Regions from separate parts of the Homo sapiens genome. Here region 1 is linked to region 2. A link is an interaction called in ENCODE POLR2A ChIA-PET data of the cell type or tissue named here. Cell type or tissue: K562. All regions are shown on one strand. Region 1 has its middle 14 kb from the start of ALPL. Region 2 overlaps CELA3A (chymotrypsin like elastase 3A).

The links. ChIA-PET counts read pairs that join two places held together with the same protein. Peaks named below come from ENCODE experiments on the same cell type or tissue, not always from the same donor. Only the 100,000 strongest peaks of a DNase experiment are listed, where the experiment ranks them.
Region 1: POLR2A ChIA-PET joins it to region 2 with 5 read pairs; 2 of 35 experiments call an interaction of 5 or more read pairs at or near these places.

Annotation. Positions count from the first base shown.
Region 1 is chr1:21,493,829-21,497,828 of GRCh38, forward strand. No RefSeq gene overlaps it. Among named protein-coding and RNA genes, the nearest start is that of ALPL, 14 kb to the right of the region's middle. In K562, no CTCF peak of the experiment used is centred here; a DNase peak (open chromatin) is centred at 2,308; H3K27me3 peaks cover 1,496 bases.
Region 2 is chr1:22,003,097-22,007,096 of GRCh38, forward strand. CELA3A (chymotrypsin like elastase 3A) reads left to right here. Exons shown (of 8, transcript NM_005747.5): 3 at 2,351-2,448; 4 at 2,566-2,700; 5 at 3,782-3,918. Among named protein-coding and RNA genes, the nearest start is that of CELA3A, 3.4 kb to the left of the region's middle. In K562, a CTCF peak has its summit at 2,246 (motif pointing left); no DNase peak of the experiment used is centred here; H3K27me3 peaks cover 351 bases.

The sequences.
Region 1 (4,000 bases), 510 kb before region 2:
CAGGCGTGAGCCACTGCGCCTGGCCGAAACTAAGTTTTAAGATAATTCAAGGGGCAGTGGTAAAACAGAAAAGGTCTTCTACCCAGAGAGAGAGAGAGAGAGAGAAAGAGAAAGAGAGAGGTGAGGACTTGGGGCCACCAGTTCCATTGTTGAAGACTCAACTCCCAGCACCAAGGTCCGCTTTAGACCTTAGACTCCCAGAGCATGGTGAGACCCCGTCACCCACCTCTTCTATGTAATTAGAAATGTCAACGACACTCACCCACAAACACCTAACATGTATGCCAACATTGAAAGTAGTTTATACTTCGGGATTGCTAACTTACTGAATGCAAAATTTTGCATAAGATGGTTGAATGGACTTTTGTTCTTGGGTTTTGTATAGATTTGGGGGTTCTCCCACTTTCCTGCCCTCACTTTTTAATAGTAAACACTGGTTCCTAAGGAAGGGTGGGGCTATGACCTGGCCCAGCTCAGGGGCTGCCGCTGTACCCAGGCTCAGAGTGTGAACGTATCAACTGCAGGCTCACTCTGCTGTCAGTCCCCTGCTGGTCTGTTAGCCAGTCAGTCAGTAGCCTGTCCCGCCTCTTTGGCACCAGGTAGATTCCCACGCAGGCAATAATCATCAGAGTTTTCTCCCCACAGAGCCCCTGCACTGGGGATACTGGAAAATCAGGAAACAGTGACTGACCTCACAGGTGCAGAAAACGGCCCAATAATAGGGAACAAAGTAGTCTCTCATCGGCTGGGCATGCTGGCTCACATCTGTAATCCCAGCACTTTGGGAGGCCAAGACAGACGGATCACCTGAGGTCAGGAGTTCGAGACCGGCCTGGCCAATATGGTGAAACCCCGTCTCTACTAAAAATACAAAAATTAGCCTGGCATGGTGGCACGTGCCTGTAGTCCCAGCTACTCAGGAGGCTGAGGCAGGAGAATTGCTTGAACCCAGGAGGTGGAGGTTGCAGTGAGCCAAGATTGCACCTCTGCACTCCAGCCTGGGCGACAAAGCAAGACTCCATCTCAAAAAAAAAAAAAAAAAAAAAAAAAAAGTCTCTCATCCATTGTCATGACACACAGTAGCAATGAAAGACACATTCCCAGACTGGCAGAGCAGGGCTGGGCCCCAGACCATGCCTCCTCCAACCTTGTCATTTTACAAATAAGGAAGTAAGAGTTCAGTGTTACTAGTGGCTCACACAAAGGAGGGCCGGGGTGTGTGTGCATGTGTCATTGAATTACGGATGAAAAAATCTTCATTGAATCAGAATAGAACTTTGTTGTAAGTTTGCTGGAGCAGAGAAGAGGTTGGAACCAGGTCTGGTTGAGCTACTTAGGCATGGTGCAGAGACCGTGGGGTGGAAAGAGCTGGGGAGCGGGTACCTGTGGTGGATTCTGACCCACCTCTGTTCATGCAAATGGCTGCTTGGTCTATAAGCAGCCTCTATCTAAGCAAGTACAGAAGCACTGAGATTGGTACTCCTTTGGAGGAAATATTTTGACGTGCCGTGACCAGCCCAGCTCTGAGGCCTGGAGAGAGCTCCCTTCTGCCTGCCCAATTCTGGGGAATGTCCCTTTCTGCCCTCAGGGATGCAGTGCCCACACTCTGGAGCTGGTGGCCATAATGGTTGTCTCTACAGACCATGTTGAGCAAGTTGCTTTCTGTCCCCTCTCTCCTAGGGGGAGGTCAGGTGATACTGGGACACGGAGAATATTTGAGTGTGAACCATCCTTAAATGGAGATGATTCTGTGCACGCTCCAGGCGCACACATGGGCACATGCCCACTCACATGCCCACAGGGCTTGAAGCAGGAGAGGTACGGGGGTGGGTGGGTTGTGTCTTCTCTCCATGGAGAAATAAAAAAGTTGGATGATTGTGGCTCATGTTACAGAGAAATAAGGAAGTGAATTTTTGGGGTAGAACATTTTTTAGTAACACAAAACTAATATTTGGATGGGGGAAATTGTGAGACTATGACTGGAAATTCCGGGGATCTCCATTGGCTTAGGAAAGCTCCATTCGGTCAGGCTTCTCCCGTACTGGAAGCGGGAACTGGAAAGTCAGAGACTGAAGCTATTTGCCTGGTGTCTTGGGCTGCAGGTGTCTCTTACCTCAGTTTCTCTCTCAGTAACTGCTCTCTTCTCTCTCAGCTCCTCAGATTCCACCAGCTAACCTTGACCCTCAAGACCCAGGAGAATCTGATCTTTCATCCCTCATGGCCAACAACTGCCCTTCCCTGACTTTCTTAGTTCAGATTCTGATTGTGAATCTGATTGGCTCAGCTCCTCCTTTTGAATCAGGAGACAAGACCAGGGATTGGCTGAACCCCATCTAGTCAGCTGTGGCTAGAGGAGTGTGTGTGTGTGTGTGTGTGTATGTGTGTATGTGTGGTGTCCTGGGATGGCTGCTTAGTGCAACAGGTGTTGTGGTAGCTTCCCCAGCATCAGGGAACCTGCAAGCAGGGCCTCTAGGTGTGTCTAAGTTTGTTTTTTGTTGCTTATAATAGAATATCTGAAGCTGAGTAATTTATAAGGAAAAATAATTTATACCTTACAGTTATGGAGGCTGAGAAGTGCAAGGTCACGGGGTTGCATCTGGTAAGGGCCTTCTTGCTGGTGGAATCCTGAGGCAGTGCAGGGTATCACACGGCGAGGGGGCTGAGCATGCTAGTTCAAGTCTCTCTTTCCTCTTCTCTTCTTTAAGAGACAGAGTCTCGCTCTGTCACCCAAGTTGGAGTGCAGTGGTGTGATCATAGCTCACTGTAGCCTCAAACTCCTGGGCTCTAGAGATCCTTCTGCCTCAGCCTCCCAAGTAGCTGAGACTACAGGAGCTGACAACTACATCTGAATTCATCTTCTTCTTCTTATAAAGACATCAGTTCCACTTGTATGATAACTCATTAATCCATAAATGGATTAATCTGTTCACGAGAGCAGAGCGAGCCCCTTATGAGCACTTCTTAAAGGCACCACCCCTCAATACTGCCACATGCAGGATTGTCAACCTTAATCTTGGAGGGGACATTCAAACCGGAGCAGCGTGTGTCCTCTTAGTTGTAGAACCAAGGAGCAAAAGTAGTTTGTGGCAGAGGGAAGTAGGATAACTGAATTTCATCATCTGGGGGCGGGGGATTGGGGGTGTCTCATCCCATTCACAGGCCAGTCCCCTCTTCTTTGGGAGCTGCCATGTTGGCACTGCATGATCCCGCCCCTATCCATGGTTGATTGGACCAGGAGTGGACCAAGCTGGGCCAATCCAATGTCTTTGGGAGCTGCCATGTTGGCATCGCATGATTCAGCCCCCATCTGTGGTTGATTGGACCAGGAGAGGACCCAGCTGGGCCAATCCAATTGTCTCTCCTGGGCACTGGGATTGCAATGCACTTGCTTGGGGAGCCCTGGGGAGGCAAGGTCCTGCTGCAACAACAAGGAGGAGGAGAAAATGGGTCTACAAGCACAGACGAACAAAGCAGGCACAGAGAGAAGAAACTCAGAGATAGGAAATGGGTTGGACTGGTAACTGATCAAATCTCTGCTTCCAGTCTCTTCTGGAGTATTGGCTGCCTTCCTGCCCTTGGCTGTCATGGACGAACCCCCCTTTTAATAAACTATTCTCTTTGGTTATGCCAGTGGAGAGGTTTTCCATTACCTGCAACTAAATTTTTCATTAATATAGATATCCAATAAAATAATGCTCATAAGAGCAGGTATATCTCTTCCAAGGGACTTACAGGTATTATTTTACATAAACTTCCCAACAACCCTCTGTGGAAGTTGTTAACATTCCCATTTCACAGATGAAGAACTGAGGCACGGAGAGCCTCACTTGCTCAAGGTCAAGCAGCTACTGGAGCCAGATTTGAGCCCAGGTAGTCTGACTTCAGAGCCTGGGCCACAGTCCATCACTATAGACCTTTTCATTTGCAACTGCTAGGAGATGAGGGCTCAGGCCTTCGGAGCCCACCCCATCACGCGCTCACTCTAGCCCTGCAAGCACAC
Region 2 (4,000 bases):
AATAGCAGCTGCCCTCATTCCCACCGTGGGCTCTGGACCCTAAGCTCTAATGGCGTGGCATCCAGCCTTGACACCATTGCTCCCTTTGCAATGTCCACTTCAGCTTCCAAAGACCAGGCAGCCCTTGGACCATCTACTTCACGGGGAGGTTTTGCCCGTTTCATCTGTAACCCTCACTGGGCTATTTGCAACTTAAAATTGGAATCGGGGGTGAAGGAAATGCTAAACTCAAGGAGTTGGCACACTGATGGTGGAATTTCAGGCACTGTGTTGACGAAGTGAGATTTTGAGAGACTCATTTCTAGATTCCTAGGATGATACTACAGGGCTTTGAGGTCTGAAAGCAATAAGGGAGTGAGGGATCTTGTAAGGCCAGTGGAGGGAAGCTCAGAAGGCTGGACTTGATGTGCTGTGGCTATTTAAATTTAATTAAATTAGGCCAGGTGCGGTGGCTCACGCCTGTAATCCCAGCTACTCAGGAGGCTGAGGCAGGAGAATCCCTTGAACCTGGGAGTTGGAGGTTGCAGTGAGACAAGATTGCACCACTGCACTCCAGCCCCGGGCAACAGAGTGAGACTCTGTCTCAAAAAAAAAAATTAAATTAAATTATTATTACTATTATTATTGAGACAGAGTTTCACTCTTGTTGCCCAGGCTGAAGTGCAATGGCACAATCTTGGCTCACTGCAAACTCTGCCACCCGGGTTCAAGCAATTCTCCTACCTCACCTCCCAAGTAGCTGGGATTACAGGCACGCGCCACCAAGCCCGGCTAATTTTGTATTTTTAGTAGAGACAGGGTTTCACTGTGTTGGCCAGGCCAGTCTGGAGCTTCTGACCTCAGGTGATCCACCTGCCTCGGCCTCTCAAAGTGCTGGGATTACAGGTGTGAGTCACTGCACCCAGCTGAAATTTACTTACATTAAAAATGTTAACAATTCATTTCCTCAGTGCTTTTTTCTTTTCTTTTCTTTTCTTTGTTTTTTTTTTTTTTGAGACAGGGTCTTGCTGTGTTGCCCAGGCTGGAGTGCAGTGGTGTGATCTCAGCTTACTGCAGCCTTGACCTCCTAGGTCCAAGCAATAATCCCACCTCAGCCTCCTGTGTAGCTAGGACTACAGGCATGCGCCACCATGCCCAGCTAATTTTTATACATTGTTGTAGAGATGGGGTCTCACTATGTTGCCCAGGCTTGCCTCGAACTTCTGAGCTCCAGTGATCCTCCTGTCTTGACCTCCCACAGTGCTGGGATTATAGGCGTAAGCCACCATGCTTGGCCTGCTTGCCACATTTCAAATGTTCAATAGTCACATGTGGCTAGTGGCTACCATATTGGACAGCAAAGATATAGAACATTCCCATGATTATGGGAAGTTTTATCGGAGAGGGTCAGCAGGCTTATTCTGTAAATGGCCAGAGAGTGAATATTTTAGGTTATTTGATGGTTTGGATAGTAATGACTTGACTGTGCCATGGTAGCATGAAAGCAGACACAAACAATACAGAAATGAATGTGACTATTTCCAGGACATCTTTATTACAAAAACAGACCAGAAGCCTGATGTGCCCCACTGTCCACAGTTTGCTAACCCTGGTCTAGATGGAGCTTTTGAAAATCAGAATGTGTAGGAAATGGGAAGAGAGGCAAAGAACTCATCAGGGTGAGCTGTGCTTCAGAAGGCTCAAGAGGCCTTGAAAGAGCTGAGGTTCAAAAGAGTCAGGGGGGCTGGGCGCGGTGGCTCACGCCTGTAATCCCAGCACTTCGGGAGGCCGAGGTGGGCAGATCACCTGAGGTGAGGAGCTCGAGACCAGCCTGGCCAACATGGTGAAACTCCGTGTCTACTAAAAATACAAAATTAGCCAGGCACGACGGCAGGTGCCTGTAATCCCGGTTACTGTGGAGGCTGAGACAGGAGAATCGCTTGAACCCGGGAGGCGGAGGTTGAAATGAGCTGAGATTGCCACCATTGCACTCCAGCCTGGGGAACAAGAGCAAAACTCCATCTCAAAAAAAAAAAAAACTCACAGGGCGAGGGGTGCGTGATAGAACAGAGGGCCTTCAAGGGCTGTTAAGAGACAGAAGGTAGAGAATGTTGGGGTCCCCAGGGAGGTCATAGTGCTGGTGTGGGGAGGCTTTGGAGAATCAGAATGTGACCCCCATGGAAAAGTGATAGGGCCACCACGGGCAGCTGCCCAGGTCGCAGGTTGTATGCTGCATATTTCAGTGGGTGCTCTCGTTTTCCATGTGAATGGCGCCCTCTAGAGTTGCACAGTGCACAACCTATACAGCCATTGGTGGCAACTCTCATGGTGGGGCCCAGCCCACTGAGGCCCTTTCCTCCTGGGCCACCAGGTTTCCCTGCAGTATGAGAAAAGTGGAAGCTTCTACCACACGTGTGGCGGTAGCCTCATCGCCCCCGATTGGGTTGTGACTGCCGGCCACTGCATCTCGTGAGTTCTCTACCCTGTCCCTGCCTGTGGCCCTGGGCAGCGGGGGAGAGTGGGTGATGATGGGGAAGGAGGGAGGTGAGCCAGTCAGGCCCCGACTGACCTCACCTCTGCCTGCAGGAGGGATCTGACCTACCAGGTGGTGTTGGGTGAGTACAACCTTGCTGTGAAGGAGGGCCCCGAGCAGGTGATCCCCATCAACTCTGAGGAGCTGTTTGTGCATCCACTCTGGAACCGCTCGTGTGTGGCCTGTGGGTGAGTGAATGCTCCGGTCTGGAACCCAGGGGCTCCTCTACTTGTCCCTCCATGACCCACAGCCAAGTCTGAGTAGGCTCCAACTCTGAGTAGGGACGTAGGGACATAGGGACATAGGGACAGGGGAGCTGAGTCCAGCAGCCTGTGCCCAGGTCCCACACACTGAGGATTGAAGCCAGCAGAGCCTTTAAGGACCATCACCACCAAACCTGTCTCCCTACAGAGGGGATGGCAGTGTTCAGGGAGGGGCAGGAACTCTGCCAAGGCCACTTGGCTAGTGGCTTCAGAGCTCAGGGTTCCTCTGGCATCCTTCCCCCATATCCGAGGGTTTCTCCATTCAATAGATGGCTCACCCAGTGCATCCTGGGCTCCCAGCACTATGGGCAAAAGGAGGAGCACTGGGCTGAGAGTCAGGCTCTGGCATTAACTCTGTGTATGGCCTGAGCAAGTCACTGGCCTTCTCTGGGCCTTAGTTTTGCCATTTGTCAAAAGGTGACCATGAAGTTGGGCTTCCTGGGTGGTGTGAAGGCCAAGGAGACAATCTTATGCCTTTCAAGTGTATGAAAAAATCTTAACAAATATTAGCCAGGCGTGGTGGCATGAGCCTGTAATCCCAGCTACTGGAAAGGCTGAGGCAGGAGAATCACTTGAACTCGGGAGGCGGAGGCTGCAGTGAGCCAAGATCATGCCACTGCACTCCAGCCTGGGCAACAGAGCGAGACTCTGACTCAAAAATAAATAAATGAATAAATAAAATTCCTCAGCCTTAAGAACGATTTGGGCCAGGTATAGTGGCTCATGCCTGTAATTCCAGCACTTCAGGAGGTGAAAGCAGGAGGATCCCTTGGCCCAGGAGGCTGCAGTGAGCTATGATTGTGACACTGCACTCCAGCCTGGGCAACAGACCGAGACTCTGTCTCAATAATAATAATAATAATAATAATAATGATGATGAAAGAGTGGATTTGGAGGGTAAAGAAGTTGGGGCATCTCAGAGGTGGAATAGCCTGGAGCAACGGCTAGAAGGTAGGACTTGGGCCGGCTGGAGGACCAGGCCCCGTGACTGTTCCCTCCTCCCCAGCAATGACATCGCCCTCATCAAGCTCTCACGCAGCGCCCAGCTGGGAGATGCCGTCCAGCTCGCCTCACTCCCTCCCGCTGGTGACATCCTTCCCAACAAGACACCCTGCTACATCACCGGCTGGGGCCGTCTCTATAGTACGTGCTGACTTCTCTAGCTGGCCACAGAGACAGTGGCAGAAAGACAGGGCCTGGGGGCTGCAGGTTGAAGGTAACACCA